Linked DNA regions of Homo sapiens: regions 2 and 3 are each linked to region 1. Evidence: chromatin loops called from intact Hi-C (ENCODE). Cell type or tissue: PC-3. All regions are shown on one strand.

What was found. Hi-C counts contacts between places; a loop is a spot of excess contacts. Peaks named below come from ENCODE experiments on the same cell type or tissue, not always from the same donor. Only the 100,000 strongest peaks of a DNase experiment are listed, where the experiment ranks them.
Region 2: a loop joins it to region 1, with 3 times the contacts of the local background. A loop is called at or near these places in 13 of 110 quality-filtered maps.
Region 3: it touches region 1 in a loop (5-fold over the local background); 54 of 110 quality-filtered maps call a loop at or near these places.

Annotation. Positions count from the first base shown.
Region 1 is chr1:226,823,922-226,831,921 of GRCh38, reverse strand. LOC124904530 (a long non-coding RNA gene) reads right to left here and starts at 4,222. Exons shown (of 2, transcript XR_007066909.1): 1 at 4,077-4,222. RefSeq lists enhancers at 3,540-3,834, 6,674-6,813. In PC-3, a CTCF peak has its summit at 3,666 (motif pointing right); a DNase peak (open chromatin) is centred at 3,671; H3K27ac peaks cover 865 bases.
Region 2 is chr1:227,433,628-227,441,627 of GRCh38, reverse strand. It overlaps the pseudogene BTF3P9. Among named protein-coding and RNA genes, the nearest start is that of LINC01641, 44 kb to the right of the region's middle. In PC-3, CTCF peaks have their summits at 3,540 and 3,743 (motif pointing right); DNase peaks (open chromatin) are centred at 307 and 3,767; H3K4me3 peaks cover 645 bases.
Region 3 is chr1:226,544,333-226,552,332 of GRCh38, reverse strand. It overlaps STUM (stum, mechanosensory transduction mediator homolog), which reads right to left and starts at 3,569. Exons shown (of 4, transcript NM_001003665.4): 1 at 3,227-3,569. The coding sequence starts at 3,428. RefSeq lists a silencer at 4,291-4,585. In PC-3, CTCF peaks have their summits at 1,717 and 4,473; DNase peaks (open chromatin) are centred at 1,752 and 4,422; H3K4me3 peaks cover 2,198 bases; H3K27me3 peaks cover 3,617 bases.

The DNA of each region.
Region 1 (8,000 bases):
TTCATGTTAATATAAAATACTTAAAAATATATATCCCCAAATGACTATAACTCCTATTGATGACATTTCTAAATGCGCAGTACTCTCTGGTTATTAAATTACAGTCCCTTTCTAGCCTATCTGTCCCTCCGCCTTTTGTTTTTTACTTTATTTATTTTAAAATTTTAATTGTGATAAAATACACATAAAATTTACTATCATAACCATTTTAAGTGTACAGTTTTAATAGTATTAAGGAAATTTACATTATTGTGCAGCCATCACCACCATCCATCTCTAGAACTTTTTAAAGAAAATTATTAAACATTTTTTTTTTTTGAGACAGGGTTTTGCTCTTGTTGCCCAGACTAGAATGCGATGGTGCAATCTCAGCTCACCGCAACCTCCGCCTCCCGGGTTCAAGCAATTCTCCTGCCTCAGCCTCCCAAGTAGCTGGGATTACAGGCATGCGCCACCACTCCCTGCTAATTTTTTGTATTTTTAGTAGCGACAAGGTTTCTCCATGTTGGTCAGGCTGGTCTCGAACTCCTGATCTCAGGTAATCTGCCTGCCTCAGCCTCCCAAAGTGCTGAGATTACAGGTGTGAGCCACCACGCCCAGACAAATTATTAAACTTTTTAAAGAGCAGTTTAGTGTCACAACTTTTAAAGGAACAGTTTTAGGTTCACAGAAAAATTGAGAGCAGAGTACAGAGTTCCCATGTGCCCACTATCCCCACAGGTGCACAGATCCCCTGCTTGACATCTTCCACCAGAGTGCTGCACTCGTTATGATCAGTGAACCTACACTGACACATCATTATCACTCAAAGTTCTCCAGAACCTTTCATCTTGCATAACTGAAACTCCATCCCCATTGAACAATAACTCCCATTCTCTTCCCCCCAGCCCCTGGCAGCCATCATTCTGCTGTCTGTCTCTATGATTTTCATGACTAGGTATGTCATATAAGTGGGCTCACACAGTATTTATCTTTTTGTGTCTGACCTAAATTACTTAGTGTAATGTGTTCTCAAGGTTCATCTGTGTTGTAGGATTTGTCAGAATTTCCATCCTTTTTTTTTTTCTTTTTGAGACAGAGTCTTGCTCTGTTGCCCAGACTGGAGTACAGTGACACAATCTTGGCTCACCACAGCCTCCACCTCCCAGATTCAAGCGATTATCCTGCCTCATGTCACCATGCCCGGCTAATTTTTGTATTTTGAGTAGAGACGGGCTTTCACCATGTTAGGCAGGCTGGTCTTGAACTCCTGACCTCATGATCCATTCACCTTGGCCTCCCAAAGTGTTGGGATTACAGATGTGAGTCACCGTGCCAGCAGAATTTCCATCTTTTTTTTTTTTTTGAGACAGAGTTTTGCTCTTGTCGCCCAGGCTGGAGTGCAATGGCATGATCTCGGCTCACCGTAACCTCCGCCTCCCAGATTCAAGCGATTCTCCTGCCTCAGCCTCCTGAGTAGCTGGGATTACAGGCGCCGCCACCATGCCCAGCTAAATTTTTGTATTTTTAGTAGAGACAAGGTTTCACTATGTTGGCCAGGCTGGTCTCGAACTCCTGACCTCAGGGATCCACCCACCTCAGCCTCCCAAAGTGCTGGGATTACAGGCATGAGCCACCATGCCCGGCTCAATTTCCATCCTTTTAAAGGGCAAATCATATTCCTTTGTGGGTATACACCACATTTTGGTGATCTGTTGTTCTGTTGAGGGACATTTGTGTTGCCCCCACCTTTTGGCTATTCGGAATGATGCTGCTATGAACAAAGGTGTGCAGCTATCTCTTTGAGACTGTGCTTTCAATTTTTGTAGTTACACACTCAGAAGTGGAATTGGGGCCGGGCGCAGTGGCTCACGCCTGTAATCCCAGTGCTTTGGGAGGCCGAGGCAGGCGGATCACATGAGGTCAGGAGTTTGAGACCAGCCTTGCCAACATGGTGAAACCCCGTCTCTACTAAAATACAAAAATTAGCCGGGCGTGGTGGCAGGTGCCTGTAATCCCAGCTACTCAGGAGGCTGAAGCAGGGGAATCGTTTGAACCTGGTAGGCAGAGGTTGCAGTGAGCCAAGATTGTGCCACTGCACTCCAGCCTGGGCAACAAAGCGAGACTCCGTCTCAAAAAAAAAAAAAAAAGAAAAAGAAGTGGAATTGCCGAATTGAATGGTCATTCCATTTTTAATTTTTTGAGGAACTGACATACTGCTTTCCACAGCAGCTGTACCATTCTACGTTTCCATTAACAGAGGACAAGAGTTCCAATTTCTCCATCCTCACCAACACTTATTTTCTTTCTTTCTTTAGTTTTTTAATAGTCACCATCCGCATGGGTGTGAGGTGGTATACACTTTTGCTTTTTAGCTTTTATTAAAAGCCTGGTGTCTTTCGGCCACAATCCTTTTCTTCAAAGCCTAACTGGGCACTTCAGTGTTCAGCTGTATATTTCCTTTCTCGAAATATGTACAGTAGGAGTATGTTTTCTCTCTGACTTAGGGAAAACTGAGTTGATGTCTTCAGGTGGGGGAACAATTAGCCAGCAGAGACATCTGCCCCCTCAGAGAGTGCCTGGAATGATTCAGCCAAATTTTCTGACTTGCAAGGGGTCCTTTTCTGCTATTAAGGCTCCTGAGCACCCATCCCAAAGTTGTATGTTCCCCCAGAGAACAGCTTTCCCAGATGGAATCTTGGTGCAGCTGTCGGAGGTGCTTGGGTACCCTTCCAGGTTATATGTTATGTGCATGTGAATTTAGTGATAGGAACCTTGGTCTCACTGAGAAGTAATGAAAAGGGTCTAAAGTCTGTGATGCTAGGCCAGGGGCAGTGGCTCACGCCTGTAATCTCAGCACTTTGGAAGGCCAAGGAGGGTGGATCACCTGAGGTCAAGAGTTTGAGACCAGCCTGGCCAACATGGTGAAATCCTATCTCTAATAAAAATACAAAAATTAGCCGGGCATGGTGGTGCGTGCCTGTAATCCCAGCTACTGGGGAGGCTGAGGCAGGAGAATCACTTGAACCCAGTAGGCAGAGGTTGCAGTGAGCTGAGATCACGCCATTGCACTCCAGCCTGGGCGACAGAGCAAGACCCCATCTCAGAAAATAAATAAATAAGTAAATAAGTAAAGAAATAAAAGTCGGCCAGGCGCGGTGGCTGACGCCTGTAATCTCAGCACTTTGGGAGGCCGAGGCGGGTGGATCACGAGGTCAGGAATTCAAGAGCAGCCTGGCCAAGATGGTGAAACTCCGTCTCTACAAAAAATACAAAAATTAGCTGGGCATGGTGGCAGGCGCCTGTAATTCCAGCTACTCAGGAGGCTGAGGCAGAGAATTGCTTGAACCCGGGAGGCGGAGGTTGCAGTGAGCTGAGATCGTGCCACTGCACTCCAGACTGGGTGGCAGATCAAGACTCTGTCTCAAAAATAAATAAATAAATAAATATAAAAATCTGTGGTTATAGAAGGTAATCATTATTACAACATTATACATTACAGCAATGTATCCTACAATTACGTTGAAGTTCGTAAAACACAAGTGGCACAATTTTTCCTTTTGGAGCCTCAGTCAGGGGTCTTGAGGCGGTGTCCCCAGGGGCACACCCTTTGGTTTCCGCCTCGGAGTGCTCAGCCCCAGCCCAGTGCCTCTGACCGGAGACCAGGGCCGCGAAGCAGCTTGTCTCCCGCTAGAGGGCGCTGGGCTCCTTGGTTCAGATCGTCTTCGGGACTCCAGGGAGGCCTCTGGCTCTCTTCCGGTTTGACTGGGCCTCCCGGGCTCTATTTTTAGGCCTCTGTGTTGGCCTTGGGCGTTCAGACCTGGAGACCCCGCTGAATCAGGGAATAGCGTAGTCTCTCACAGGATATGAGTGGTGACCCCTCAGGAGTCAGGGTCCCTGTGAGGGTGGGGTCACCGTTCACAGAGCACCCAAGGACCACGCAGGGGAGGTGGAGGGGGGGAAGAAGGCCTTTTTCTCACGTTTCGAGATTCGTTCTCACATTCGTTCTCAGACTTTGTTCTCACATTCTTTTTCAAAAGGAAAATAAAATTTTAAAAGAAAAATGCTAGGGACCAAAGAAAAACGTATTCATCTACCTTGACTTCTCCTATGGTACTTCCTGAAAAGTTGAAAATTGTGTGGGAGGCGCAGGAAGCCATCCCTTCTGCTTCCTCACTTGCTGGTGCGACCTCCTCGCAGCGTTTGGGCTCTGCAAGCTTTCAGCGGCACCAGTTCTGAGAGCAGGCGCCCAGGCCCCACCCTCAGCGCTTCCCACTCCATAGAGCCGGGTGTGGCCCAAGAATCTGCCTTTTTTGGCAAACACCTCTTTGGAGTCTCAGGCGGGTAATCCTCAAACCACACTTTGAGGCACTTTCCACGGGGCTCATGTCCTCTGATGCTGTTTGCTTACTTCTTACAGTTCTCACAGAAATTTTACACTCCCAGTAGGAAGCCTCCATGCAGGAATTCCACACGTTTTAGTATTTTAGACTACCGGTTCCTTCTCCTCTGTGCGAGTCCCCAGGCAGGCCCTATCCTGAGTTCTGAAACGTGGTGGTGTCTTCAGCAACCCCTCAGTTCTAACCCCTGCTTCCTCAGTTCTAACCCCTGCTCCCCATTCCCGACCCTCAGCCTCCTACTTCTGATGCTCCGGGGCTGCCCTGAGCCTGGCAGCCTTCTAAATTTCTTTCATTTATTGCACTGAGCTCTTGGAAGAAATCTTCCCTCCTGCGATAGAAGCCCTTAAGTAAGAGTCTGGCTTTCCGTCTCTTTCCCTAGTATCAGGGTCTCACTCAACTCCAACTCCAGACTCACAAACGCACACATGCTGTGTAGCTGCAACAACTGTGACTGTTCCCCAGGCATACTCCGGCAGCTAGACAACAGCTAATGTTCAGGTTTGTGCAGTGCGTCCTGCTTTGATGGTGCTGGGTAAAAGCTGAGGTCACCGGGCCTGGCGGCTCATGCCTGTAAATCCCAGCATTTTGGGAGCCCGAGGCGGGAGGATCGCTTGAGCCCAGGAGTATGAGACCAGCCTGAGCAACATAGGGAGACCCCATCTCTACAAAATAAATAAATAATGTAGCTACGCATGGTGGTGCGGGCCTGCAGATCCAGCTATTCAGGAGGCTGAGCTGGGAGAATTGCTTGAGCCCAGGAGGTTGAGGCTGCAGTGAGATGTGATTGCACCACTGCACTCCAGCCTGGGCGACAGAGGGAAACCCTGTGTCAAAAAAAAAGCTGAGGTCAACGGATTTAGGAATCAGTCATTACCCCACCCATGTCTGAGACAGCTGGGAATAGAACATATTGAGCAAAAATCCACTTTGGAGGCCGGGCGCAGTGTCTCACGCCTGTAATCCCAGCACTTTGGGAGGGTGAGGCGGGTGGATCACGAGGTCAGGAGTTCAAGACCAGCCTGGCCAAGATGGTGAAACCCTGTCTCTACTAAAAATACAAAAATTAGCCAGGCACGGTGGCGGGCGCCTGTAATCCCAGCTACTTGGGAGACTGAGGCAGGAGAATCACTTGAACCCGGGAGGCGGAAGTTGCAGTGAGCCGAGACCGCACCATTGCACTCCAGCCTCGGCGACAGAGCGAGACTCCATCTCAAAACAACAACAACAACAACCACAACAAAATCCACTTTGGAGAATTTGATGCAGAGATGACAGGTAATTGGGAGAGGGGCTCCTGGCACCTCTGAGACTGACACAGATGGTATCTTTAAGACACACAGCTGGACAAACTACTGCCTCTTCAGCGTGTATGAGAATGCCGGCAGAAGCAGACATCTAATTTCCTCCACTTCCCAGCTTTGATCACCTTCTTGCTCAATTTGCATGCTAATTACTAAGTCTCTGGTTAGCAGCCCCTAGCTATCTGCCCTAGGTCTGCTGTCAAGCTCTCACATCAATTCTGTCACCAGTTTGACTCAACTATCAGGGTCAGCCTCTTGGAAGGGCTACTCCCGAGCCTACAGTCTGAGAGGCCACCCCACCCGCCCCCATTCAAGTATCAACTCCCCAGTGCCAATGGCAGCCATCAAAGAGAGCTGTCTGTCAGCACAGAGAGGTCTGGGGTTGTAGGAAGGGGGCTCACAAGTTGGCCTGGCCCTAAAGAAGGTAGGTACCAGGGCCCAGGTTTCAGACCTTGGTCTTGCATGCCGAGAAACTCTATTTTGTCCATGGCTCTGTGGTGCGGGGACTCAAGAAGCTCACAAGAGAATGATGCATAAAGCCATCACTTAAAATGAGAAATAAGATCAGATATTTGTGTCCGCATGACCAACCAAACAGGCAGGGGCAGGGCGCCGGGGGCTTTCCTTGGTGGTCATGGGTCAGAACAAGTATGGCAAGAGGTAGATTCCAGTGGAAATGGCACGGCTCTCTGCCTGCATTCAGTCAGCCAATACTCAGCTGGAATCTTCCCCATGGCTACACCAGTTATTAATGACTGGCATCTGTTCAAATTTGTCAGTGTCTTTGCCACATCAGACCAACTGTTGTAATATCAGTTACATATTATTGCCATCACCTTTAACAATAGGTGCACATACACCTGCTGGAAGAGTTGGTTTTTAGTAGGCTGACAGCATTGTCTCTCCCCTAGACTGACTACACAATTCCTTAGGTGAAGTCCTGATTAGATAAGTAAGCAACAAGAGGAAGGGGCCCCAGGTGGGGAAGAACAATGAACAATCATTCTGAGAAACACAAATCAGAATCACAAACAATGGCCTGTTCTGGGGGCACAATGTCCTCATTCAGCACATAGCCCCCTCCAGCACGGCCCTGTAAAATTTCCCTCCAGGCCCCCACCTCTTGGCAGACAGACGCTTCTCTGCTGTGCTGCCCATTGCAACGTTGCAAGGTATTTTCATACTTCCTCTTATAATCCGCCTTTCTTTACCTACAACTGTCTTGGTAAATTCCTTTACCACCTGCGACCATGGCCCCAGCTAGTCGTACCCGTGCCATATTACACTTTAAGAGGTTCTATTCATTGGTTAGCTACCAGCACCTAGCACATAGTAGATGCTCTATGGCACAAATCAGCGTTCATGATGTTGAGCTCAACCGACTGCTAATGCCTGGATGGACTCTGCCAGTTTGCCTCCATGCTTCCCTTTTCCGAGCCTCCATGGTTGACTACTCTCAAAACTGTGACATTCTTTCCTTGCATCTGCCAGACTCAGGTGACCTTGCTGGCTCAACAATGAATATTTTACTGAGCACTTATTATATGCCAGGCTTTGGGGATATGGCAGTGGATAAAATAGTCACAGTTCCTGCCTGCTAAAGTCTCACATCTGAGGATGGAGTTAGGCATTAAACACAGGAGATGAGGAATGTGGATGGAGAAGGATCCAGGCTGTGGGAGCACGTGGGAGACGGATGGGGTAGTCTCCTGGAGGAAGTGATGTTTCAGCTGAAGTATCAGTGAGTTGGGGGAAGGGAAAGGGGACAGGGGAGGTGAGAAGATGAGTAATTCGGGCACAGCAAACAGCCTTTACAAAGACTCACATATGGGAAAGAGTAAGTTGGGTTGGCACAGCAGGAACGGAAGAGGTGGGCCAGAGATGAGATGAGGATTGGGAGCATGGTGGCCAGGGGAACGCACCTTGTAGACCTCTAACTCTGGGCAGCAAAATTGACCAGGGGCTCCTGCCACTCACACCAAAGCCAGGCTTCCCCTAGGGACAGAAATCCTTTGTCGCTAGCTTTGGCTCAAGGATTCCATGGTGGTTTGCTGAACTTTCCTTAGACTTCAGGGTCGGCAGACTACGTCTACCCTCCACTCTCACCTTCCCCTTCCTGTGGGGCCAGACTCACATCACACTGGATGGGTCTCCCAGACTCCTGCAGCTCCCTTCCACATTTCTGTCACAATTTCCCCAGAAAAAACCCTTGCATGCAGGCGTGGTGGCACACACCTGTAGTCCCAGCTACTGAGGAGGCTAAGGCAGGAGAATCACTTGAACCCAGGAGGCAGAGGTTGCAGTGAGCCGAGATTGCGCC
Region 2 (8,000 bases), 610 kb before region 1:
TCCCGAGTAGCTGGGACAACAGGCGCCCACCACCACGCCCGGCTAATTTTTTGTATTTTTAGTAGAGATGGGGTTTCACTGTGTTAGCCAGGATGGTCTCGATCTCCTGACCTCGTGATCCGCCTGCCTCGGCCTCCCAAAGTGCTGGGATTACAGGCGTGAGCCACCGCGCCCAGCCAGGATAAATATTTTAAATTTTGTTCCCCTTCAGCAATGGAATGCACTTGTCAAAGAACAGAAGACACACCCTCAGAGCTGCAGGAGTTATCATTTCAGAAGTTCTGGATGTTGCCACAGGGGCTGCCATGGTGACTGTAAAACTGGTTGAATCAGAGCAAAGATGACAGCCCTTCCTGCCTGCTCCTTGGCCAGCTCAGCTCCCTGTGACCTTGTCCTCTGGAAAGCAGCCCTCCAGCCTCCACACTTCCATGTTTTCCCCACCCTGGGTAGAAGCACTAATAGCTCATGATTCTTACTTCAGTGCATGTTCTTACTGCCCCTCTGCTTTGATGGGTAACACCAAGCAGATAGTCCAAGGTCAGCCAGCGAGGGAATGCCCTGGGTAACAGTTCTTTCTTGTGGGTCTTCCAGCGTTTGGCCTCAACTCCATAAACAGCGATGGGAAAGCCTCACACTTTCTTGATCTGCAGCCGGATTTCTGTTGAACCAGCCTGATTTCTTTCCTGCTCTCTTCAGAGGGTAGGGGGTTGTCCTAAAGCATATTCTGTTTTCCCCAAGGAAACGAGCTGGCTTCCTCTACAGCTATTTTTCTGCTCTTCATTACTTGTAAATTTCAACTCTCCAGCCTCCAGCTACGCAAATTTACAAACTATTATTAGTGGCTCTGTGGAAACTTCATATTTGAAATGTTTTCTGATAAAAGAATGGGGACATTCTTTGTTAAAAAATTATTTCAGAAATACTTAGCTCATTTCTCCCTATTCTAGCTGTTTTCCTCTTTGTTTCCCAGCTCACTGCCAGATGCAGTTTTTCACAGCTTTGCAAAACTGCTGTTTAATTTGACACAGTGTTAACAGTTATTAATCAAGGTGGTGGGAATATAGGTTTCAGTTACAGTATTATTTAGACTTTTCTGTAACTTTCATATTTATCAGAAAAGAACAACCATACGATAAATGGCTTTTTGTCCTCTTTTCACGGGGTTCTGTTGGTGGTTCTGTTGCTATCTCAGTTCCCAAGCTGTTAGCAGGACCACGCTGTTTCCTTTGTGTACAACGAGATCTCAGTGTTCCAGGGCGGTGTTTCTCCCACCTAACAGCCCAGACTTGCCAACCATTCTTGCTGGATTAGGAAATGAACTACTGATCCTAAAGATTAGAAAACAAAATAGGGAGATATAGGGTCCCCAAGGACTTCTCTATTTAACTCTACCTCGGATTACTAGCTTTGTTCCAACAACTTTGCTTCAGTTCCCGGAGAAAATAACCAGGCTCTTGAGGTGGGCTGACCCCACTAAAGCTGCTGGGGTGGTCTGGACCAAAACGCCACATCATATGACATTTGAGGGAGTTGAAGTTACAGGAGGAAGGTGTTGATTCCAGAGCTTCACGTTTTAGCTAGACTTGGTTACACCCTTGTTTGACATCTTTTAGCCAACAAACTGCATCCTTGTATGCGCTTTCAGCATCTGCATTTGGAACAGTTGTCAAGCTCGTGTGTGTATCAGAATCACCCAGAGAACTTGTTAAAATGCAAATTTGTGGAACCCACCCCCAGAGTTTCTGATTCAGTAATAATGGGATGAGGCCTGAGGCTTTGCATTTCTTTTTTCTTTTCTTTTTTTTTTTTTTTTGAGATGGAGTTTCACTCTTGTTGCCCAGGCTGGAGTGTAGTGGCACGATTTCGGCTCACTGCAACCCCTGCCTTCCAGGTTCAAGCAATTCTCCTCCCTCAGCTCCCAAGTAGCTGGGATTACAAGCTGTGCCAGCACGCCCAGCTAATTTTTGTATTTTTAGTAGAGACAGGGTTTCACCATGTTGGTCAGGCTGGTCTCGAACTCCTGACCTTAGGTGATGCATGCACCTTGGCCTCCCAAAGTGCTGGGATTACAGGTGTGAGCCACCGCACCTGGCTCAGGCTTTGCATGTCTAACAAGCTCCCAGGGGACGCTGATGCTGCTGATTGGGAACAACAGTTTAAGAACCACTGATTTAGGAGACAGGACTGGTGGTTGTATCTTACCTGTGGGCTGGGGTGAAAATAAAGGTCAAGAGGGGAACAGATGTGGTGTTTTGTACAGTTCTGTGAGTTGTTTTTTTTTTTGTTAGTTTGTTTTTCGAAGAGAAGTTTGCTGTCTGTCACCCAGGCTGGAGTGCAGTGGCTTGATCATAACTCACTGCAGCCTAGAATTCCTGGGCTCAAGGGATCCTCCTGCCTCAGCTGCCTCAGTAGCGACTGGTCTCAAACCCTTGGGCTCAAGCAATCCTCCCACCTCAGCCTCCCAAAGTGCTGAAAGTACAGGCACCAGCCACTGTGCCTGGCCCAGTTTTGTGTTTTTACATATGCTTATAACTTAGCAGTACACGATTTCCATTACTCCGTGCTCCAGTAGTTGTGGGAAAGAGAGGCACTGTTTGGGAAGGGGCACATCAGTGTGTATCCCAACCCAGAAGCTATATTCTCTGCTCTTATAGTGACCCTGTCCACGCCCTGGTTGGAAATCAACTTGAAATTTGCATCTCTAGATTTTTTTTAAGTGTACTAATACGTGTCTCAAAATTTCACAGCACAACTGGTGTTCGAAGCCATGTTTTGGGGTGTCCTAATTCTGCCTACCCATCTCACTCTCTGTTCCCATGGCAGCTGTGCCCTACCAACTGATTGAGTGTCTGGTTGTCACCTGTCCATGTCACCCTCCCAGCCCATACGGGACCACTCTGTGGGGGCTCTGCAGCAAGCCTCGATGCACTGTGGACCAGCTGGCTGTGTCCCAGGAGTTCTTGGGGACCTGGCTGTCTCCTGATGTGATTTAAAGTTTGAGTTATTGGTGACATTAATGCAACTGCTCAGGAAGTAGAAAATCCCCAATATATATGTCCTGTGCCCTTTTAGAGAAAAGGAAGAGCTTAGGGGTGGGGAGGAGAATTCTTTGTTTTCATTGCCTACTACATTTCCCTAAATGATCCCCACTTCTAACATTTAGCCCTGGGAGGAAAATTCCCAAATAAGTTGTAATAGGAATCTGAAATCTTAGCCAGCAGGAGCAGAGGGAAAAATGTTGGTAATCCGCTATCTTTTTTATCACGTAACAGTCAAACTTTATTTTTGCTATGAGACTTTATTTTTAGGGTGGTGAATAGTCTCTGTAGAGGGTGATGGCTTCATTTTTATCCTCTCTGTAAGACGGTAATGCATTCTGCACAAACTATACTGCGTTAATATTTCTGCCATTAGTAACTTCTCATATATGAGAAAGTTAAACAATATCTATCTTAAAATAATGTTTTGTCTTATGTTGTACACTTTGAGAGTGTTTTAGAAAAATCCCTCTGTCCTCCCTAATGTTACATAATTTTTTTCTGCGTAAATTAGACTTTATTACTTTTTCCCTGCCAGAAATCTTAATCTGGGGGCATTTTTTATGAATGATGGAGAAAATTTGGTGCCTTATCTGGAGAGATAGAGAGATATAACTATTGGCCATAGGAAAAAAAATTTAACGGTAGTCAGTGTTCCTTGGAGTAGGTTTCATTTGTGTTTTAATACACTTCGCCATTAGATGGTAGCACAGTAATAGACATAACGATTTAGGGGTAGAGGCACGGTCTCGTCCCCCATTTTAAATAAGATCAGAAAGGTCTAAGTTGGTTTAATAGAACCATCAGATGGTCTTCGTCAACCCCAACACCGTAGATTTGGGTCTAGGACCTTAGTCCTAAGACTGTGGCAAGTCAGATTGGGGGTGAATGTTATAAACAGGAGCATTGGTTTCAGGTTGCCCTGTTACCTCCAGATCTGGGATAATTATCATTTAAGCCTAAGAATGCTTGGATGGGTTGGGGGTGTTGTTCTGAGACTCCTTAGCACAGCTTTTGGCCTCTCTTTTTCTCCCCTCCCCCCTCCCCTCCCCTCCTCTTTCTCTTTCTTTCTTTCTCTTTTTCTTTCTTTCTTTCTTTCTTTCTTTCTTTCTTTCTTTCTCTCTCTCTTTCTTTCTTTCTTTCCTTTCTTTTCTTTCTTTTCTTTCTTCTCTTTCTTTCTTCCTTTCTTTTCTTTCTTTTCTTTCTTTTCTTTCTTCTCTTTCTTTCTTCCTTTCTTTTCTTTCTTTTCTTTCTCCTCCTTCTCTCGCTCTCTGTTTCCTTCTTTCAACAGAGTCTTGCTCTGTCACTCAGGCTGGAGTGCAGTGGTGTGATCACAGCTTACTGCAGCCTCAAACTCCTGGGCTCAAGCGATCCTCCCACCTCAGCCTTGGAGTAGCTGGGACAATGGGCACACATCCTCACACCTGGCTAAGTTTTCGAAATTTGGATGTCGAAATATATAATTTATTATTACCTCATGACAGAGCTATTGTTTATCCAACATTCAAATTAAATACATTTCTTTGAATTAGTATTGAATTTTCTCTTCCTTGTGTCTATACTTTCCTAAATTGATGTTTAAAAAACACACAAGGGCAGTGTTTGGCAACTTCTCTCCCACATCATTTGTGACCTGGGAAAGGGAAAAATGGCTCTTCTCCAGTCTGTTGGTTTCAAGGGTCAGCTGCCCTTTGACATCAATGTCTTCCTGTCTTCTGCAGTGTCATAAGGTATCATTAACAGGAATTCCGTGTCCCAAGGGGACAAAAGAAAACCAGGTCAAGGGAACTTGCATGGAAGCTTAAACGTTTTTAAGAATGGCAAATTTGGCTCCATTTTTAACATAATTGAAAGACTCTCTAACAGTATTAGAAAGCTAATGGGGCTATACATGGCTGATAGAAATAGAAAAGAATCCAATTCGACCTAGTTTCCATAAAGATAATGAGTCCAAGAAGAAAACAAATCTGGAGAAATAAAGAAAACAGAGCGGATTTGATTTACAAACATTTTCCTGTTTTTGGAGTTAAGGTGATGGAGTCTCAGTGGGGCTCCACGGGTCCTAGACTTGCCAGGGCAGTTCATTCCACCTCTGTGGGAGCCTGCATCCGTGCCCCCAGCACAGTTAATGCTCCTTTAGGAACTTGGCACTGCCAATCCCTCATTCATTGGGCCATTGCTACAGGGTGTTTCACTGTTAACTCACAGCCTTCTCCCTCTTCCCCTACCCTCTCCGGGGACCATCATAACTGTCACAGTCAGAAACCAGCCCTCCACATCCCGAGTCTGGGGCTCTCACCAATCCTCCTAGTCTGGGTACATCCCCACTACTGCAGGGAGAGTTGCCAGCCAGATGAGCAAGGACCTAGACTGCCTATTGGGGGCAGCCCTGCCTCAGTGGGCCACTCTCTAGCCACCCAGCCAGTGTCCCCATTCTGAGGAACACAGACCCACTCATCTCCTTCACCTGTTAGAAAATTACTTTTACTGGCCGGTCACGGTGGCTCACGCCTATAATCCCAGCACTTTGGGAGGCCAAGGTGGGTGGATCTCCTGAGGTCAGGAGTTCGCGACCAGCCTGGCCAATATAGTGAAACCCCGTCTCTACTAAAAATAGAAAAATTAGCTGGGCGTGGTGGCGGGCACCTGTAATCCCAGCTACTTGGGAGGCTGAGGCAGGAGAATTGTTTGAACCTGGGATGCAGAGGTTGCAGTGAGCCAAGACTGTGCCACTGCACTCCAGCCTGGGCAACAAGAGCAAACTCCGTCTCAAAAAAAAAATAAAGAAAGAAAATTACTTTTCCTGAGGCCAGGTGCAGTGGCTCATACCTATAATCCCAGCAGTTCAGGAGGCTGAAGCAGGCGGATCACCTGAGGTCAGAAGTTTGAGACCAGCCTGGCCAAAATGGTGAAACCCCATCTCTACTAAAAATATATTTTAAAAAAGAAAATTACTTTTCCTAGAAAACAGGTGCTTCCTCCAGGCCCTAGGAAGTCTGTTGTCTTTTCCTTCAGCATACTTTTGCTGACTACCCGTGGGGAAATTCCTAGGTGAAACGAAGCCTCCACCCATCCACCCTCTTTCTATCGTGGCTCTGACTGGGAACCTTATCTTCCAGCCATGCCATATGAAGGATCTGGATATAGAAATATATAGCAGTATGATTTACTACATTTATAACTGCATGCAGTGCTATGCTGGTAAATGTTAGTAACCAGAGTTGGCTGGGGAAGGGAGAGGAGAAAACTCTAACTTGTAGCATTTGCTTATTTCGATGTGTAAATACTCTGGGATCTGTATTTGGGGAACTCCTGTGAAAGCAGCCTTGGCAGAGGAGGTAGGTGATGGAGAAAACAGAGCTGCATTTAGGAAAGAATTACACTTCCACAGAGAGCTGGGACCAACAGATGGAAGCCTCATGGCAGAGAGAGCAGGCTGGGAGACATTCTAAATTCAATCCAAGCCTGGGGAGCTGAGATGGACGGGACAATTGTAACAGGGAGAGCCTGGTAAGAACTGTGTCTCCTGAGCTCTGCTCTTTCCTACAGGATGGGCATGTGAAGTGCTGGAAAGCCTCTTCTTTAAATGAATATTAAAGTGTTAATATTCTGGATTCTTGGCCCAGACATTGAATTTCTTTTCTTTTCCTTTTTTTTTTTTTTTGACAGGTTCTTGCTCTGTCACCTCCATTGGCATGCAGTGGTGCAATCATGGGTCATTTGCAGCCTCGACCTCCTGGGCTTAAGTGATTCTCCCACCTCAGCCTCCCAAGTAGCTGGGACTACAGGTGCTCACCACCATGCCCAGTTAATATTTTGTATTTTTAGTAGAGATGGGGTTTTGCCATGTTGCCCAGGCTGGTCTCAAGCTCCTGGGCTCAAGTGATCCTCCCACCTCAGCCTCCCAAAGTGCTGAGATTGCAGGCATAAGCTACCACACCTAGCCCCTAATCTAGCCTTCCTTCCTTTCTTTTTTTTTTCCTCTAGGCAAAGAACTTTATTAACCTTTGTTTCAAACTTTATTCCCAGGCTTCTTCGGCCTAATTAACTGTAAAGAATGAACTGTGTGTAAGCACAAACTGAAAAGAGCTGCAGTGTCCAAGGGGCTTGGGCTTAAAAATATTAGAGATCTAGATTTTATCAGATTCATAAACAAAAAATTCTTGAAAAGCAGTCATAATATAAAATGGCAGCTCCCAGTAACTTCTTCAAGTTTTATCTTCAGAAGTTGACTCAATTCAGTTTGCCTCATTCTTGGAAGCCTCATCAAAATTCTCCATGATACCTGGAACTTCATCATCGTCATCATCCTCTCCAGTAGCAAGTGGTGCTTTTCCATCCACAGATTGTTTGGGCAGAGCTTCAGCCAGTCTCCTTAAACTAGTCAGACTGACTGCAGCAAGCTGGTTTAAGACGCTGCGTAGCATTTCTGTCAGCTGCTTTGTCTCACCATGGCCTGTAATGGTGAAAGTGTTCACTGCCAGAAATGCCTGAACTTCAGGGTTGTTAAAGTGGATCATTGTTCTTTGGAGTTTTTCCTGGTTCATGATTGTTTCTTTCATCTTCTCAGAGTGGATAAGGGGCCACGCGGGGGACTAGGCTTGGTGCTCAGGGGCTCTTGGGTGGACCAGCTGAGACTAGGCGCACACACGTGGTGATGCAAGATGGCAGCTAAAGCCTTTCTTTTTCTCTCTCTCTCTGTCTCTCTCTCTCTCTCTCTCTCTCTCTGTCTCTCTCTCTCTCTCTCCTCTCTCTCTTTCTCCCTCTCTCCTCTCTCTCTTTCCCCACTCCCCTCCCATCCTCTCCCCTCCCCTTCACTTCCCTTTCCTTTTTCTCGCTCTGTTACCCAGGCTGGAGTGCACTGGCATGATCATAGCTCACTGCAACCTTGAACTCCTGGGCTCAAGCAATCCTCCCACCTCAGCTGGGACTACAGGCATGCACCACCATGCCCTGCTGTTT
Region 3 (8,000 bases), 280 kb after region 1:
TTACTAATGTCCACTTGTAAAAATTGTTTTTCATTGTTTCAGTGAGGAGTTGGAGTGATCATAAATCACTTCTCCTTTCCAGCCACTCCCTAGGAGACAGCACATCCCACTCATGATATGAGTGTTATCCCGAGAGCACTGTTGCTTGGGTGGAGAAGGCACTGGGGAATTTTAAGGATGGGGCTTCTCCACAGCTGGTCCTGCAGACTGGATGGACCTGAGACACCTACATCAAAGGGAAAAAATAAAAATAAAAAACGAGCCTTCATTCAGCAAAAACTGCCCTCTCATCCAATCTGCAATCCAGGAGAGGACTTGCAGGGAAGGAAGTTTCCAGAAAAAAAGAAAAGATCTTTGGGCCAGTGGTCTGGGCAGTTTCCAGAATGGGAGTTTAGTGAGGATGGCAAGTGCTGAGGACACGTGATAGATTTTCTCAGCAAGTTCTAACCTAACACTACTCCCTCAGGGAGGCTTTCTCTGAGCCCCCTTCCTTCGCCCCCAGGAAGAATTTCTGCTACAACACTCTGTTCCTGCTGCCATCCTAGCACTTATCAAATTCAGACAAAGTTGGCCTCAATTTTCCTCAGCAGTCTATGACATCCTGACTGATTTATTCATCATCACAACCCCAGTCAATGCCTGGCATGTGGTAGGTGCCTGTGTTGGTCAAATGAATGAGTGAATTGAAAGAAGCTGCATTTCATCAAAGAGCAGAATCAGCCATGAATATTCAGTTGTCCCGGGAGCTTCAGATAAGCCAGGAGGCCTTGGAGAAGTGGATCTGGGCCAAGTGGCAGATTTCCAAGAGCTGGGGCCATTTAAACCACTCCTGGGGAAGGGGGGCAATAAAACCACCTGCAAGATTGGTCTGAGCTGCTTTGTTGCCTGGGACTCCACTGCAGGTGGAGAGGGGAGCAGAGGGATCAAAAGCACTCAAAGAGCCTTTGCTTCTGAGTGGTCCAGAGGGCAGTGCTGCCCTGGCTGCAGCGACCCCCACCCAGAGATGGGACCAGTGCTCAGCTCTGCAGAAGAGCAAGATGGACCCACCATCCCCAGAGAGCTTCCTATGCACCAGACGCTGGGCTTTATGTAATCACGTTTCATCCTCTCAGCAACGCCAAGAGACAGGTGTGCCTGACTTACAGATGAGAACCACCACCAAGGATCAGGAATCCCTCATTCCGTGTGGAGAGGAGCAGGAGCCTGTGCACCCAGTAAACTGTACAATAGCAACCAAAGCAAAATTAAAAAAAAAAAAGCCAGGATTATGTCACTGAAAATTCAGAAATCTGTGCACCTACAGCTCACCTGTTTTATTACTTTTGTGGTTTGCATATCTTCCCTTTATTTTCTCCTGGTTTCTTATAATGGTTTGTTTTGTTTGTTTGTTTATTTGTTTGTTTCACAAAAATCCCATAGGATTCTGATCTCACAAAGGGAAAAGCTGGATCCCCAGGGCAAGGAGCCAGGGGTCAGCGGAATGGACGGTGCCCTGCAGCCGATGCTGTCAATGCAGCAGGGCTAAGGCTGGGAAAGGCACCTAGTGAAGGGAGACCAGGGAGGGTACACACAGGTACATGCGTGGGCAGCTGCTGTCTCCTGGGGCTGGTCTCCCACAAGGTGGTTTCCTCGTGCAGCAGTGACTTGGTGCAGCCCCTCTCACCTGGCACCAATGCATTTGTTTCCTCAAAAGACCATAGGGTGGCGTTTACCTCACCACTTAAAAAAAAAAAAAAAGGTGGATCAAGATGCATGCTGGCTCAGGAGGATCTTCATATCCGCCAGAGGGAGGGGCAGGCAGTCTCTTTTTACTCCAGCAGGTGAGAATTTCTGATAAAACTAGATTAACACCAGCTGGCCTCCTTGCAGTGTCTAAATGTGCAAAGAGAGCTGATCTGATGACACCAGCCAGGGGGACAGGCTGCTGGAGGCACCCCAGAAGAGAGAAGCCCAACTAAAGGCCACCTAACTTACTGCTCAGATAGGCTGCTCTGGCCGCAGCAGCCCCTTAGGGTAGAAAGACAAGTAAGCTCGGAGGGGAAAGTGAACGGGTCCTGCGTGGGTGGCTGTGGCCTTGGCTGTCACCGCAGCAGAGGCCCCTGCTAAGCAGGCGAAGAGCGAGGAGACCGTGAGAAAGGCCAAAGTCAAACTGAAAACCCCTTCCAGCTGGCCTCTGCTCTTGGGAACTTGGAACCATACGTTGGCAACAGGCTCGCCGACAGGGGCACGCTTTCTCCCGGAGAGGGCACTGGGGCGCCTGGTTCTTCGGGCGGGCACGGGAGAGGGGGGCACCTCCCAGCACGCAGGAGCAGCCAGTGCCAAGCTGGAGGAGGGGAGGGGCGTGCAGGCAGAGACCTGGGGGTGGAGTTAAGGGAGGGAGGGTCAGGAAAACTTCTCATTCCCTGCCTCCATTCACCCTCCTGCACCATCTCTGTAAGGGGCCTCTGCTTTAAAACGTGGGACATAGATGCCACCAGAACCCCTGCCGGCTGCCGGAGTCCTGCACAGAATTACATCGGCGCACTCTCTACTTCTCAGGAACAGAAGGGATCCGAGGGAGCTATGGGTTCATCTCTGGCCACATGCATCCAAACTAATAAAATCATCCCCCATCCCCCTGGCGCCCTGCGGGGTGCTGGCGGAAGTGCAGGTACCCCTGAATGAGGCGGAGGAGACTCTGGCTAGAGTTCTCGTCCCCACGCGGTCCGCACTCCGCGAACCAAAGGGGGCTGCAGGTATATCTAGCCCGGCTCGTCCTCTTTCCCCGGCTCAGCTGACTTCGACGCCCGGGAGTTTGATCCTCGCCGCCGAGGCCCTAGAGCTCATTCTGATCCGACCCCATTCCTCTCGGGGAAGTGGGCTCGCGGACGGATGCACACGACGGAGAGAAGGAGCAGAAATCGGGGCGCCGGGACGGGAGCCCTACTCCGAAGCCGGCAGAGCCATTCCGGCCGCCGCTGCGGGCTCCAACATTGGCCGCAAAGTTTCCGGCTCTTTGGGGCCCCGCCTGCGGGTCGGAGACCCCAGCGCAGCCTCTCCCCTCTGGGGTGCACACTCCACGCGCTTCTGCCACCTGCCCGGGGACGCCAGGAGCGGGCGGTGGCGCGTGGTCGCAGCACTTGGAGCGCGCGGCCCCGCCAGGAGGTCTCCGGCCGCGCCCTTCTCTCCCCCCACGCCCTCCCGCGGCGGGGTGGGGGTCGCAAGGGTCGCGGCAGCCGTGTCTTACCCAGTCCCGGCACGAAAGTGTTGAGGAAGAGGCAGATGACGGCCACGGGGAAGGGCATGTAGGGGATGGCGGCGCGCAGGGGGCCCTTCTTCTCGCGGACCTGCACCACCACCCCGCTGGACGAGGACGCCCCCCGGGGGTCCGCCGCCGCCACCGCCGCCGCCGCCGCCGCCGTCTCGGCGTCTTTGTGCGAGGGCTCCATGGCCGGGCGCGCTCTCAGGCAGCCGGGCAGCACGGCCGGAGCTGGCGCCCAGCGTACGGGAGCAGGAGACTGTCGGCTGCGGGCTCCGGGCTCCGCGCCGAGCTCAGGCGGCCGCCGTGCTCCGTGCGCCGCGCGGCTCGCGGAGACTCCCGCCCTCCGGCGTCCCCACACGCCCGGCGGAGGGGCGGGGAGGGCGGCGCGACACCCGGTGACAGCGCTCTGACGCCCCTCCTCGCCAGGCCCCTTCCCCGCCCCCTCCCCCCAACCAAAACCACCGCTCACAAGGAATGGAAAATCAGGGCGGAGGGAAAGCAGTGGAAGAGGACCGCAAAGGGAGCTGTTTGCCCAGGTGCTGGAAGGGGTGGACACACCTCGCCCTCCCAGACAGGTGAACTAGGAACCTTGACCACGAAGCCCTGCGAACTGGGAGTGTGTGCTTGGCTGACACCGTCGGGAAAGCCTCGAGGCTGAGTCCCCTGATCTAGAGCAAGCCTTTGGCCAGGGACATGGGGACAAGGGACGGACCGCGCGGCGCCTGACACCTAGTCGGCCTTCAGTGCATTGTGATTTAAATGATTTTGTTTGGGGCGAGCGCAGTGGCTCCCGTCTGTATTCCCCACTTTGGGAGGCCAAGGTGGGAGAATTACTTGTGCCCAGGAGTTCGAAACCAGCCTGGGCAACGTAGCGAGACCCCCCCCCCCCCGCCCCAGCTCTATTTTGTAAAAAAAAAAAAAAAAAAAAAAAATCACTTAAAAAATATATAGGAGTGAATTTGTTTCAAGTGTCAGAGAAAAAGCAATCCAGAGATCGGATCGATAATAGAGGAAACAGATTTGCAAACACCAGGCCAGGTCTCCGCAAGACTAGTTAAAAGATGGGACACTTCCCTACACACACGCACCAAAAGCAGAAAGAAATGCGCCTGTTGCAGGCTTGTTGGGAAGCGTTCACCATCCCCTGAACTATACTGGAGGAAACCTGAGCCTTCTGTGAGCCCGACGTGGTGGTTAAAGAGCCAGTGAGGACACAGCGCCGTCTGGCGTTAATAATGGGGCAGTTGGTAGAAGCAACAGCCGGCAGCTTGAGGTCCTGTTTGAATTCGATTTTCTGAATAAGGCTGCTTCGCCTCCGCACCTGGAAAAAGTAAACGGATGAAAGTTACCGCCTCTAACGTTAGGGAGGGGTTAAAGGCTTCGGAATTATCCAGACAGTCAGCAAATCGTCTGAATAATTGGAAGGGTGCAATAGCCTCCCTTCAGGAATAATAGTGATTATTATTATAAACAACCCAGGGTCTCAGAAGAGGCTAAAAGAACATGGGTTATTGTATACTTATACTTATTGTATAAGTCTCTGAATAAAATAATTTTAAAAGCAAATGGCCAGGGGTTAGTGATGATACTGGTGGACACACACATGCGTGTGTACACATACACAGATACACACACACACGAGTCATTAGCTTAGGTTTGGCAGTCAGAAGAACAGGGTTAAAAATTTTAGTCTTTGTTCAGCCACTAAAACCTGTATGGCTTAGAAGAACTCGCTTAGCCTTTTCTGGCCTGGAGTTACTGTGTTGGTTAAAATCATAGCAAGCTTCCATTTAATACACAATTATTGAAGGCCTACTAAGACTTAGATTCCAGGGAGAGAGAAATGAGTAAAATCCAGCCTCTGCCTTCAAGAATCTAAGAAATGAGCTGAGAGATACTGACAACTACAAAGATAGACTTACAGAAACAGTGAGGAATGTTGCAGCTGTGATGTGCTGGAGGTGCTGCGACAACATGGACCTATCTGTGAAGCCAGCTAGCGTGGGGGAGGCCTCGGGGAGGTGTCCCAAAGAAGGCGATACTCAAAGGGACTTGAGCAATGACTACAGTTAACTATTTGCAGATTTGTTTTATTTTCAACAAACACTTATTTACCCAAGCACTCTCTGCCAGGCATCATTCTAAAAACCCTTTACACATTTTAACTCTTTTAATCCTTACCATAACTCTACAAAGTAAGGATTATTTATTACCCCATTTTACAGATGGGGCAATTGAAGCACAGAGAAGTTAAACAGGCTGCACAAAGTCCCCCACTAATCAGTGGTAGAGCTGGCAGCTGAATGCAGGCAATCTGGCTCCAGAATCAATTCTATATAACCAGTATTTTATTCAGAGACCTAGAAAATAACCCACATTCTGTGAATATTCTTTTGCAGAGCACTTGAACTGTCTTAGGGCCAGTCAATCATTCCTCCTGGAGAAAAAGGATTTCAGGGACGTCAGTGGATTTGCATCCCCCAGTTTTCCAGATGATTTGCTGAATATCTTGGATGTCAGAAAGACATCCAGGCAGAGCAACAAAATATACAAAGGCATGGGAGCCCAGGGAAGTAGGGATGATTCCAGGAATTGCAGTGTGGCTGGCACTAGGGCTTGTGTGGGCAGAGACAGGAGATGGATCTGGTGGGGTGGACAGGCATCTAGTACTGAATGGCAAAGGAATTTGGACTTCATCTCGGTGGTGGTGATGCAGAATCACTGGAACATTTTAAGCAGGGGTGTGGCATAAGTGTTCCAGTTACTATCACTGTGTCACAAATTACCCCCAAATTTAGCAGCTTAACACAACCATTTTTTTCTGATCACAAATTCTGTGGTCAGGAGCTTGGACAGAGCACACCAAGATAATTCTTCTTTGCTCCTTGTATCTGGAGCCTCAGCTCGGGAGACTGAAATGGCTGATAGCTGGAACAGCTGGGGCTAGAGGATCCACTTCTGAGAAGATTCTCAGGAATCTCAGCCTGCCTGGACTGGGGTAACTTGAAAGCTGGGTCAACTAGGATGGGTCAGCAAAGCGCCTACACATGGCCTCCCCACGTGACTTGGACTTTTCACACTATGACAGCTGGCTTCTGAGAGGGAATTTCCTGAGAGGAGGCCCCCAGAGAATGAACATTGCAGGACCAGTGGAAGCTGTGTGGACTTGGACTTTTCTGCCCTAACTTTGGAAGTCACACAGTGTCACTTCTGCAGGGCTTTACTGGTCGATGCAGTCACAAGCCTGCCCAGATTTCATGGGGGACACCCCGCCTCTCTATGGAGGGGTGTCAAAGACTTGGGCCTAGGCTTTAAAACCACCACCATTATGAGATATATTTGTTCACAGTGTGGAAGATGGGCTGGAGGGGATAAAATCAGGTCACATGCTTATATAGAGGCTGAGGGGGAGGAGGACTCTTCCTGACTGAAAAGGACTGAGAATGGGGTAGGGACAGTTCCCAAATGAAAACTGGGTATTAATAGCAGACAAGGAGGAAATGAGTTTGAAGGGTCTGAACACATCCGAGAGGTAGCGGGGACTCATTGATAAATGGCCAGCATAGATAATTGTCTTGATAAAAGTTGGATATTGAGTCAAATCGAGAATCAAGGAAGCAATTGGGGCTGCAGATTTGGGAGCCATCAGCATACAAATGGTAGTTAGAGCCCTGTATGCAGATGTGGAATTTAAAAAGTCACAGAGGCTGGGCGCAGTGGCTCATGCCCGTAATCCCAACACTGGGACGCTGAGGCAAGAGGATCACTTGAGCCCAGGAGTTCAAGACCAGCCTGGGCAACATGGCAAAACTCCATCTGTACGAAAAATACAAAAATTAGCTGGGCGTGGTGGTGCACACTTCTAGTCCCAGCTACTCAGGAGGCTGAGGTGGGAGGATCACCTGAGCATGGGGAGGTCGAGGCTGCAGTGAGCCGTGTCGCACCACTGCACTTCAGCCTAGGCAACAGAGTGAGACTCTGTCTCAAAAAAAAAAAAAAAGTTACAGAATTTCTGTAATTAAGCAGAAAGGAAAAAGGAGGGAAACGAGGTTTACATGGAGAAACACTACTAACAGTGTTTCATGGAAGCCAAAACAGGAAGATTTTAAGGAGGATGCAGTCAGCAGTGTCAAATTCACTGAAGGGTAAGGTAAAACCCCAAAAGTGCCCTTAGATTTGGCAGTTGGGAGATTTAACTCTCTGAGATCCTAGCTAAAATGTCTCACATGCTATGTATCCCTTTTCTAGGAACGTGTCCATTTCGTGGAAGTTATGGAATTTGTTGGCATAAAACTTTTTCTACTTTCCTCTTATCTTTTTAATGTCTGTCAAAGCTGTAATGATGTCTCCTCTTTCATTTCTTATATTGTTCATCTGTACATTCCTTTTTTCCTTACCGCTCTTGCAAGAGGTTTATACAGCATCTACTTGACATTGTGATTGCAGCTGATGTTTGTAGGAGAGTTTAAGATCTAAGGTATTTCAGGGAGGAAGAGGCTTCCGAATAAAAGTTAAAACCTTAAATGATCATCTCAAAAAATCAGACACAAACGCAACAGGGGAAACAGACCAAACAGTTCATTACATCAGCCAAATAATACATCTGGGCCAAGCACTGGGTCATGAAGATAAAAATATATTTCTTGGCCTTGTTCTGTCATCAGATGAATAAAGTACATCAAGTTTTGGACATTTTTTAGCTAAAATAAAAATTTGCTGAAGTCAGCTTCCAAACTGCATGAGGAATTCCTATTCCAAC